2 separate regions of the Homo sapiens genome follow, and region 2 is linked to region 1. A link is a contact called in ENCODE Hi-C or POLR2A ChIA-PET data. All regions are on one chromosome and are shown on one strand. The core of a region is the stretch at or near the end of the contact, and the rest is flanking DNA. Distances in the headings are between cores, read along the strand shown.

The links. Hi-C counts contacts between places; a loop is a spot of excess contacts on that map. ChIA-PET counts read pairs that join two places held with the same protein, here RNA polymerase II (POLR2A). Pooled maps may share reads with other maps.
Region 2: a loop to region 1 is called in a map of vagina, with 5 times the contacts of the local background. The contact joins two enhancer-like sites. A Hi-C loop is called at or near these places in 1 of 168 maps with a recorded cell type or tissue (vagina) and 8 of 50 pooled maps. POLR2A ChIA-PET finds 5 or more read pairs at or near these places in 1 of 52 experiments (B cell).

What each region holds. Positions count from the first base shown.
Region 1 is chr14:49,876,478-49,882,180 of GRCh38, forward strand. No RefSeq gene overlaps it. Among named protein-coding and RNA genes, the nearest start is that of ARF6, 14 kb to the right of the region's middle. RefSeq lists a silencer at 3,493-3,552. Within about 2 kb of position 3,419, at least 10 of the 41 ENCODE cell types and tissues checked have a DNase peak (open chromatin) inside an H3K27ac peak, as active enhancers do.
Region 2 is chr14:50,385,938-50,391,640 of GRCh38, forward strand. The region is part of intron 2 of CDKL1 (cyclin dependent kinase like 1); the gene reads right to left. Among named protein-coding and RNA genes, the nearest start is that of CDKL1, 8.1 kb to the right of the region's middle. Within about 2 kb of position 2,819, at least 9 of the 41 ENCODE cell types and tissues checked have a DNase peak (open chromatin) inside an H3K27ac peak, as active enhancers do.

The sequences.
Region 1 (5,703 bases), core at 2,169-4,668:
TGTGAGTTTTCCTCTTCTAATGTGCGCATTTAGTGCTATAAATTTCTCTCTAAGCAGTACGTTAGCTGTGTCCTTATAATTATGATATACTGTATTTTCTTTTTTTTTTTCATAGAGGTAGGGTCTCACCTTGTCACCCAGGTTGGTCTCAAACTCCTAGCTTCAAGCAATCCTCCTGCCTCAGCCTGATATGTTGTATTTTCATCTTTTTCTTTTTTTTTCTTTTTCTATTTTTTGAGACAAGGTCTTGACCTGTTGCCCAGGCTGGAGTTCAGCGACGTGATCATGGCTGGCTGCCACCTGTCACCCCAGGGCTGAAGTAACCCTCCTGCCTCAGCCTCCTGAGTAGCTGGGACTATAGGCAAGCACCACCAAGCCTGGCTTTTTTTTTTTTTTTAAAGAGATGGGGTCTCACTATGTTGCCCAGGCTGGTCTTGAACTCCTGGGCTCAACAGATCCTCCCGCCTTGGCCTCCCAAAGTTCTGGGATTATAGGCATGAGCCACCGCACCTGGCCTGTATTTCCATTTTCATTTATTTCAATGTATTTTCATTTCCCTGAGACTTACTTTTTGGCCCATGGATTATTCAGAAGCATGTTGTTTATTTTCCAAGTGTTTAGAGACTTCCCTGCTACCTTTCTGTTATTGATTTCTACTTTGAGTCCATTGTAGCTGGAGAACATACTCTGTATCATTTCTTTTTTTTTTTTTTTTTTGAGATGGAGTTTCACTTTTTTTGAGATGGATTTTCGCTCTTGTTGCCCAGGCTGGAGTGCAATGGTGTGATCTCGGCTTACTGCAACATCCGCCTCCTGGGTTCAAGCAATTCTCCTGCCTCAGCCTCCCTAGTAGCTGGGATTACAGGCAGGCAGCTGCCACCACGCCCAGCGAATTTCTTGTATTTTTAGTAGAGACTGGGATTCACTATATTGGCCAGGCTGGTCTTGAATTCCTGACCTCAGGAAATCCACCCGCCTCAGCCTCCCAAAGTGCTGAGATTACAGGTGTGAGCCACCGTGCCCAGCCCCGCTTCAATTCTTTATATATTTATTGAGGTTTGTTTTATAGCCCAGGGTATGGTCTATTTTGGTATATGTTCCATGGGCACTTGATAATAAGATACGTGATATGTTGTCTTTCAGTCCTCAGTTTTTGCTGATATTTATGTTCTTTTATTCTTCTCTGCTTATAATTGTCTTATTTATTTATTTATTTATTTATTTATTTTTGAGATGGAGTTTCGCTCTTGTTGCCCAGGCTGAAGTGCAATGGTGCAATCTCGGCTCACCACAACCTCCGCCTCCTGGGTTCAAGCAATTCTCCTGCCTCAGCCTCCCAAGTAGCTGGGATTACAGGCATGCGCCACCACAACTGGCTAATTTTGTATTTTTAGTAGAGACGGGGTTTCTCCACGTTGGTCAGTCTGGTCTCGAACTCTCGACCTCAGGTGATCCACCCGCCTCGGCCTCCCAAAGTGCTGGGGTTACAGGCATGAGTCACCGCACACAGCCCTTTTCTTTTTTCTTTATGAGCAAGGACTTGAGCAATAATTGTCTTTACTATGCCCTCTACATACATTTAGAACTACATTGGAGAGTTATAACTTTTACTTCAATCATCAAACATAATTTAGAAAACTCAAGAGGAGAAGAAAAATCGATTGCATTTACCCATATTTTTGCTTACCATGTTCTTTCTTGCTTCCTGATGTACCAACATTCCTTTTTCTAAAAAAAATCCTTTCCTTTCTGTTTAGAGAAATTCCAACTTCTTTTAGCTATTTTTTTAAAAATTGTAGAGATGGAGCCAGGTGCAGTGGCTCACGCCTGTAATCCAAGCACTTTGGGAGGCCGAGACGGGTGGATCACCTGAGGTCAGGAGTTCAAGACCAGCCTGGCCAATATGGTGAAACCCCATCTCTACTAAAAATACAAAAATTAGTCGGGCCTGGTGGCGCATGCCTGTAATTCCAGTTACTCAGGAGGCTAAGGCAGGAGAATTGCTTGAACCCAGGAGGTGGAGGCTGCAGTGAGCCGAGATTATGCCACTGCACTCCAGCCTGGGCAACAGAGCAAGACTCTGTCTCAAGAAGAATTTAAAAATTAAAAAAAAATTGTGGAGATGCGGGTCTCACTATGTTGTCTCGGCTGGTCTCAAACTCCTTGCCTCAAATGATCCTCCTGCCTCGGCCTCCCAAAGTGCTGGGATTACAGGTGTGAGTCACTGTGCCCAGCCCTTCTTTATATCTTCTTTATCTCTGCTGAGACTTTCTATTTCTTTGCTGAGACTATTTTTTAATTGTTTCAAGTGTGTTCATAATTGCTAATTAAAGCATTTTTTATGCTGGCTGCAGTAAAAACTTTGTCATATTATTCTAACATCTTTTTCATCTTGATGCTGACATTTATTGTCTTTTTTCATTCAATTTGATATATTGTTATAATGAGTGATTTTTGGTGGTGACCTGAATATTCTGAGTATTATGTTATAAGACTCTGGATGTTATTTATTTTTAATTTAATTAATTAATTTATTTATTTATTTTGAGATGGAATCTCCCTCTGTTGCCCAGGCTGGAGTGCAGTGGCAGGATCTCGGCTCACTAAACCTCTGACTCCCGAGTTCAAGCTATTATCCTGCCTCAGCCTCCCAAGTAGCTGGGATTACAGGTGCATGCCACCACACCCAACTAATTTTTATATTTTTAGCAGAGATAGGGTTTCACCATGTTGGCCAGGCTGGTCTCGACCACCTGACCTCAAGTGATCCACCCGACTTGGCCTCCCAAACTGCTGGGATTGTAGGTGTGAGCCATCCCACCCGGCCTAATTTTAATTTTTAATTAAGATTCCCCATTGTTAAGCAATGAACCTTATTTATTTATTGAGATGGAGTCTCACTGTGTCACCATCTCGGCTCACTTCAACCTCTGCCTCCTGGGGTCAAGTGATCCTCATGCTCATGCCTTAGCCTCCCAAATAGCTGGGATCACAAACCTGTACCACCACACCTGGCTTTTTTCTTTTTCTCTTTTTTTTTTTTTTTTTGAGACAGAGTCTCACTCTGTCGCCCAGGCTGGAGTGCAGTGGCATGATCTCGGCTCACTGCAACCTCTGCCTCCTGGGTTCATGTGATTCTCCCGCCGCAGCCTCTGGAGTAGCTACGACTACAGGTGCACACCACCATGCCCAGCTAATTTTTTGTATTTTTTGTAGAGATGGGGTTTCACCATGTTGGCCAGGCTGGTCTTGAACTCCTGACCTCAGGTGATCTGCAGCGCCTCAGCCTCCCAAAGTGCTGCGATTACAGGTGTGACTCACCCCACCCGGCCACTGCACCCAGCTGGATCTTACTTAAACTTCTGTTTTAGCTGGCCTCCTCTAACACCAGCAAGGAAAGAGGAGCACTACCTTGTTACTGCCAGATGGGGGCAGATGTCCAGGTTCCTCATTTGGCCTCTGTTGACAACCTAGGAGTGGCTCCTTGTTACTACAAGGTGAGGGTGGGAGTACTCGCTCCCCACTAGGCCTCCAGTGATAGCTCCCTGGCTGGAAAGCGTAAGAGTACATTATGCTCCCCATGGGGTTTTCACTGACTCTATACCACAAGGGAGGCTGGTATTGGGGGTGAGGGAGTAAAAGAAAAAAACCTGTTTTCCAGCGGGGCGCAGTGGCTCACGCCTGTAATACTAGCACTTTGGGAGGCCAAGGTGGGTGGATCACCTGAGGTCGGGAGTTTGAGACCAGCCTGGCCAACGTGGCGAAACCTCCGTCTCTACAAAAAATACAAAAAATTAGCCGGGTGTGGTGGCAGTCGCCTATAATCCCAGCTACTAGGCAGGGTGAGGCAGGAGACTCGCTTGAACCTGGGGGGCGGCGGAGGTTGCAGTAAGCCTAGGTGGCACCACTTCACTCCAGCCTGGGCAAAAGAGTGAAACTCTGTCTCAAAAAAAAAAAAAAAAGAAGAAGAAAAAAACTGTTTTCCTGTACACTCATGAAACTTCTGACACCAAATGTGTGGAGTTTTCCCTCACAGTAAGCAATTCTCCAGCTCTCTAGATCCCAGTCGGGTGTACTACAATTATGACAGTAACTACCCAGAATTAGCACAGACCACACAGGTTAAGGGTTCAGTCTCACAAGACTATCCCAGTTCAGAAGTCAGTCTCAAATTCCAAGTTGTGACTTGTACTTCTGACCCACTGGCTATAAATCAGGGGCTCCCATGACTCCCTCCTGGGGCTTGATAATTTGCTGGATGGCTCGAGGAACTCAGGAAAGCACTTTACTTGCAATTACCCGTTTATTATAAAGAATACAATTCAGGAAGAGCCAAATGAAAGAGATGGATTGGGGCCAGGCACAGTGGCTCACGTTTGTAATTCCAGCACTTTGAGAAGTGGTAGTAGGTGGATTGCTTGAGTCCAGGAGTTTGAGACCAGCCTGGGCAACACAGTGAGACTGTCTCAAAAAAAAAAAACAAAAACAAAAACAAAGAAAGAGATACATTGGGCAAGGTATAGGAATGGATGGGCTGTATGAGGGTTCCAGGCCCTTGCTAGAGGTGCCACCCTTCTAGCACCTCAGTGTGTTCACCAACCCAGAACCTCTCCAAACCTTGTCGGTTAGGGATTTTATGGAGGTTCTATTATGTAGGCATGATTAATTAAGTCAGTGGCCATTGGTGACTAAGATCCTCTCCCTTCCCTGGAGTTCAAGGTGTGGGACTGAACATTCTATCCAGGGTTGGTTCCTCTGGCAACTAACCCCTATCCTCTAAGAGTTACCTCATTAGCATAAATTCAGGAATGGTTAAACGGGCTTATTACTGTTAACTTAAAAAAAATCACAAGATTTATAAATTTAGAAGTGGAGACTTTATTTCTTGTAAAGTGTTACAGCCTGCAAGGTGGCCATCCCAGAGGCTGGGAAACGCAGCCTCCAGTAGAGACCTGGAAACAGGCATTTCAAAGGAGGAGGGGCTGGGGTAGGAGCTTTATGCTGAAGGAGTTGGCTAAACATACATATTTAACAGGCTAGAGGAGGAGCTATGAATATTCATGAAGGTGGTCCTGGTGCATGCATGTTGAATAAACATGCATGTTACTTATGAACTATGTTCACCTTGGGGTGGAGACTCAACATTTAAATGTATTACGGTTAGGCCCTATTCATCAGAGGTCTTTTCAGGACACAAAAGGACTTTTAAGCACGCAGTCTACGTAAACTGGCTAGACCCAGTCCTTGGTCAGTGGTCTTCTTATCAGGAGAAAGTTACTGAAATCAATCTCTTGTCCAATCAGAGCTGTAGTTATGGCTTATGGAACAAAGTCAGTTGGTCAGCATGTGGTGGTTGTAAGCTGCAACTGCTTCAACATTGTTTATCTCAAGGCCAGTGCTTATTTAGCTGCTAGAGAAAAAGAAAAACCTTGTGGTGGTTAGGACATAGGTTATTCTTTAAGTGTAGGAGTGCATGGCTTAACACTTGCCTGGCATGGCCTTAGATCCTGTTTATAATTTGTATCTTATTATCATAAAGATAATCTGTTCTGTCAGTCTTTTTTTTTTTTTTTTTTTTTTTGAGATGGAGCTTCGCTCTTTTGCCCAGGCTGGAGTGCAATGGCGCGATCTTGGCTCACCACAACCTCCGCCTCCCAGGTTCAAGTCATTCTCTTGCCTCAGCCTCTTGTGTAGCTGGGATTA
Region 2 (5,703 bases), core at 1,569-4,068, 510 kb after region 1:
TGAGAAATTTGAACATAGACTATATATTAGATAATAGTATTGAGTCAATGATAAATTTATTGAGTATGGAAATCATAATGTGATTATACAGAAGAACATCTTTGTTTCAGGAGATTATGCTAAATATTTAGGTAGATGGCTCAGCCAAAAAAGTATGTGTGAGAGAGGGGGAAAGAAAGAGAGAGAGAGAGGCAGAAACAGGGATAAAGGAAGTACAGGCACAATGGCTCATACATGTAATCCCAGGGCTTTGGCAGGCTGAGGTGGGAGGATTGCTTGAGGCTGGGAGTTTGAGACCAGCCCGGGCAACATAGTAAAATCCTATCTCTACAAAAAATAAATAAATTAGTCAGGCACTATGGCTCACACGCCTGTAATACCAGCAACTCAGGAGGCTGAGGCAGAAGGATCACTTGAGCCCAGGATTTCAAGAATACAGTGAGCCATGACTGTGCCACTGCACTGCAGCCTGGGCAACAGAGTGAGACTCTGTCGCTAAAAAGAATGAAAAAAAGACAGAAAGGAAATGCAGCAAAATTCTAACAGTTGATGAACTAATCTAGCGAAGGGTATGCAGGTATTCATTGCAGTATTCTCTCCACTTCTGTATATTTTGATTTTTTTCTCAGAATAAAAGGTTGTAGGAAAAATCCCAGGACACTTTACATAAAATTCTGATTTCTGGCTTTTTAAAAAAGACTCTGGCTGGACATGTTGGGGGTCATGCCTGTAAACCCAGTACCTTGGGAGACCGAGGCAGGAGGATTGCTTGAGCACAGGAGTTTGAGACCAGCCTGGGCAACATGGAGAAACCCCATCTCTACAAAGAATACAAAGAATTGGCTGGGCGCAGTGGCTCATGTCTGTAATCCCAGCACTTTGGGAGGCCGAGGTCAGGAGTTTGAGACCAGCCTGGCCATCTCTACTAAAAACACAAAAACCAGCCAGGTGTGGTGGCATGCACCTATAATCCCAGCTGCTCAAGAGACTGAGGCAGGAGAATCACTTGAATCTGGGAGGTGGAGGTTGCAGTAAGCCAAGATCGCGCCACTGTATTCCAGCCTGGAAGACAGAGCGAGACTCCGTCTCAAAAAGAAAAAAAAAAAAAGAATACAAAGAATTAGCCTAGTGTGGTGATGCATGCCTGTAGTCCCAGCTATTCAGGAGGCTGAGGTGGGAGGATCACCTGAGCCCTGGAGATTGAGGCTGCGGTGAGCCATCATTGCCCCACTGCACTCCAGCCTGGGCAACAGACTGAGACCCTGTCTTAAAAAAAAAAAAAAAATGGGGGTGGGGGTGGTGGGCCTGATGCGGTGACTCATGCCTGTAATCCCAGCACTTTGGGAGGCCGAGGCAGGTGGATCACCTGAAGTCAGGAGTTCACAACCAGCCTGTCCAACATGGTGAAACCCCGTCTCTACTAAAAATACAAGAAATTAGTTAGGCATGGTAGTGGGCACCTGTAATCCCAGCTACTCAGGAGGCTGAGGCAGGAGAATCGCTTGAGCCTGGGAGGCAGAGGTTGCAGTGAGCCCAGATCATATCATTACACTCCAGCCTGGGTGACAAGACCAAGACTCCATCTCAAAAAAAAAAAAGACTGAAAACCCAGCACCTTAGGCTTGCAGTCTGTGGCACTGAGCAGTAGCTGTCCACTTTAGATCAGACATGAGGACCCCAGTTTGCCCCAGTCTCCACCTCTCCATCTTGCCCTATATTCAGACTGCTTCCCTCATTTATGTTAACAGTGTGATTCCACAGACATTTGGGTTTGTTAATCCATAATCCATAACAGAAAATGCTGAACTCAGCTAAAACAATTAATAGACATATGTTATTAATTCACCTCAACAAGCCAATTAAACAATTTGAAGAGAGGGAGCCTAGAATGACCCCTATTAGCAAAAGCAGGATGAAATTCTTAAAGATGTCACAGGATTTTCCACTGAGGTGTTTGTTTGTTTGTTTTGTTTTTTTGAGACAGAGTCTTGCCCTGTCGCCCAGGCTGGAGCACAATGGCTCTATCTCGACTCACCGCCACCTCCACCTCCCGGGTTCAAGCGATTCTCCTGCCTCAGCCTCCCAAGTAGCTGTGGTTACAGGTGCCCGCCACCACACCTGGCTAATTTTTTGTATCTTTAGTAGAGACGGGGATGTTGGCCAGGCTGGTCTCAAACTCCTGACCTCGTGATCCACCTGCCTCAGCCTTCCAAAGTGCTGGGATCACAGGCATGAGCCACTGCAGCTGGCTGAGGTTTTTACTGAGTGAGGAAACACTCCTTCAACTAATATTTGAAGAGCAGAAGCCCTTCCAACTATGAAAGTTCTAATTAGATTCTAATGCTAGGGAGCATTTACATGGTACTCTTAGCATTTAGTGGATGTGGCACTGCACAGAGCACATTCAGTTAAGCACTTAATAAATGCTTTGGATAACAGGCAACCTTGACAGTCCTACTTCTTAAAGCATGTGCCTGTCACCATGATGGTAATGTGCCCAGCAGGACTTCTGGTCTGCTCTTTGAAGACAGTGAGCCTCTTGGGGGACTGTGTGAAGAGCTTTTGCCTCCAGCGCCTCCGTTGGCCGTTGGCCACAGCACTATGTTAAAATCCCACCTTCTGCCCTTCTGTCTGTGCTTTCCTCTTCTATGTTTACTCCCTTTGACCCTCTACTTTCCTGCTCTTGCATCCTTGAGGCTGCTTGACCGCTGTTAGATGTTTGGCCCAAGAGCCCTCTGCCCTCCTCAGCAAAAAATCAGCAAAGCAATGCCAAACAGGGACATAAATCATAGCGATAAGGCACGCCAGGCTCCAGGAAGCACCAGAGCTTGCCCAAGGTCACTCCACAGCTTCAAGCATGATCAGAAACTGAAGTTCCATAGCTGGGTGTGGTGGCTCATGCCTGTAATCCCTGTACTTAGGGAGGCCGAGGGAGGCGGATCATGAGATCAGGAGTTTGAGACCAGCCCGGACAACACAGTGAAACCCTGTCTCTACTGAAAATACAAAAATTAGCTGGGTGTGGTGGCACGCCCCTGTAGTCCTATCTACTGGGGGAGGCTAAGGCAGGATAATCGCTTGAACCCAGGAGGCAGAGGTTGCAGTGAGCCGAGATTGCGCTATTGCACTCCAGCCTGGGCAGCAGAGTGAGACTGTCTTCAAAAAAAAAAAAAAAAAAAAAAAAAAGAGAGAGAAAAGAAAACTGAAGTCTCTAACTGTAGCTCCTGTCCCCATGCCCCTGTCCCTTCTATAAGGCTACTGATCAAAGGGGACAGCAGGGAAAAAAGGGATGCTCTGGACATTCTGCAGGTTACTATTCACGATGAATTAAAATCAAATGAGAGCCTACTTCTGGCACCTAGGATACACTCAACAGTGCCACTCGCCCACACCCCATGCACCTTTTTTCATTTCTCTCCCTCAAAGAGTCATTTTACACATTTTTTCTAATCACTTACCAATGAAATTTTAATATCACAAATATACTATATATCTGTATATGAACCATATGTATATCTGTGCTTTAAACAATAAAAAAGTTAGATTTTTTTGCCACCTGCCAAGAACCAATTTTCACCCTTTAGGAGTGACCTTGTTCTCATTATGAATCTCTGCATTACGTTGTGATATTTATAATTAATTTTCAAATGGACATTTCCCCTCACACTTATTCTCATCTTTGTAGGTGGCAAACCTACAAAGGTTTGTACAAAGGTTTAGAAGGCTATTTTAGCCTTCTAAAATAGTCCATAGGGTTATGGAATGAGATATGGAAAGAACGGCTGTTCAGCTACAATCTGCACTCAGGCCTCCACAGAAGCCACAAATCTCACAGCTAAGGCCCTGCGGGAGAACGGGCAGTATAAATTCTGACGACCAGTCATTGGGAGACTTCAGAGTATGGTGTTTGGTATAAAGTGATGGATGGTTCTGGTATGGGGAAACCACATGGCATGAACTTGGGGACAGACAGAACTGTGTCTGCATTCCAGCTTACTGACCGGGAGGCCTTGGCAAATCATTAACCATACTGAATCCATTTGTAAAATGGGATAACAATATCTACCTTCTAAGGTTGTTATTAGTGTAACGATATCTACCTTCTAAGGTTGTTATTAGTGTAATTTGTGCATCCTAAGTAACAATGATACTTGGCAGTTTGTCCAAATTTACTAGGTCCCTTGCCCCTACCTGCCACATAGCAGTAGATGATTCCTTCTCTTTGTCTCACTTGTTTTTCTTGTTTTCTGGAGGGAGACATGTCATAGACAATGTCCCAGCTGCTGCTTTCAGCCCTTGACCAATGCTGGTCTAATATATTTTAACGCCCCCATACCACCTGCCATAGGTAGAACGTCTGCCCAGGGATCCCACAGTGACACTGTCCTGTCCTTGACCTCCAACTCCGCTAGGAGCATCTACTTTTTCTGCCACTGCTGGCAGAAATTCTTTCTTTCCTCTTCTTACCATTTTCATTCCACAGAGAGAAGGTTCAGCAGCATAGGGGCTTGGGGCCTTAGTAATACAATTATTCTATTGTATTACTTTGTATTTGTATGGTTTGTATTTGTTTTGTATTTGTTTGTTTTGGTTTGTATTACTTTGTATTTGTATGGTTTGTATTTGTTTTGTATCTGTTTGTTTTGGTTTGTATTACTTTGTATTTGTATGGTTTGTATTTGTTTTGTATTTGTTTGTTTTGGTTTGTATTACTTTGTATTTGTATGGTTTGTATTTGTTTTGAACCACATAGCCCTTTCCTTGCCCCTTGCCGGACACACAGATATTCCCCTAGGGGCTGCATGGAGTTCAAGTGCATCCAACTGCTTTATGCAGACCACTGCCCACTTTCCACGACAGGGCCTGTGATGCTCCAGCCCATCATGCCTGACTTCTTGATTTTTCTTTTTTTTTGAGACAGTGTCTTACTCTGTTGCCCAGGCTGGAATGCAGTGGCACAAATCACGGCTCACTGCAGCCTTGACTCCCAGAACTCAGGTGATCCTCCCACCTCAGCTTCCTGAGTAGCTGGGACTACAGGTGCATGCCACCATGCCCAGCTAATTTTTCTATTTTTTGTAGAGATGGGGTTTCACCACGTTGCCCCTGCTGGTCTTGAACTCATGGGCTCGAGAGATCAGCACGTTGGCCTCCCAAAATACTGGGATTACAAGCGTGAGCCACCACACCCAGCTCCTGACTTCTTGATTTAACGTGATTTTCTTCCTGTTACCTTGTCTTTCTCTGTAATCTGACTTCTGTTATGACCACCCTACCTCTCATCCAATAAATCCTTAGTATGTTTAAACCTGAGTTACGGAAAGGAGTTGAATTCAGGTAGGGTCCATGTGTCATATGCAAATCAGAAGACGGTGAATACCCTGGTAGAAGAAGTTCCACCCCATAGCTTAGAGCCAGCTGTGGATCCTGTTACAGAAAGATTAAGGAGAGTGTATGTAAAGAATCTAGCAGTCTTGCTCTGTCGCCCAGGCTGGAGCACAGGGGCACGATCTCAGTTCACTGGAGCCTCTGCCTCCCGGGTTCAAGCGATTCTCCTGTCTCAGACTCCCAAGTAGCTGGGATTACAGGTGCCTGACACCACGCTTGCCTAGTTTTTGTATTTTTAATACAGATGGGGTTTCACCATGTTGGCCATGTTGGCCTCAAGCTCCCGACCTCAAGTGATCCGCCCGTCTCAGCCTC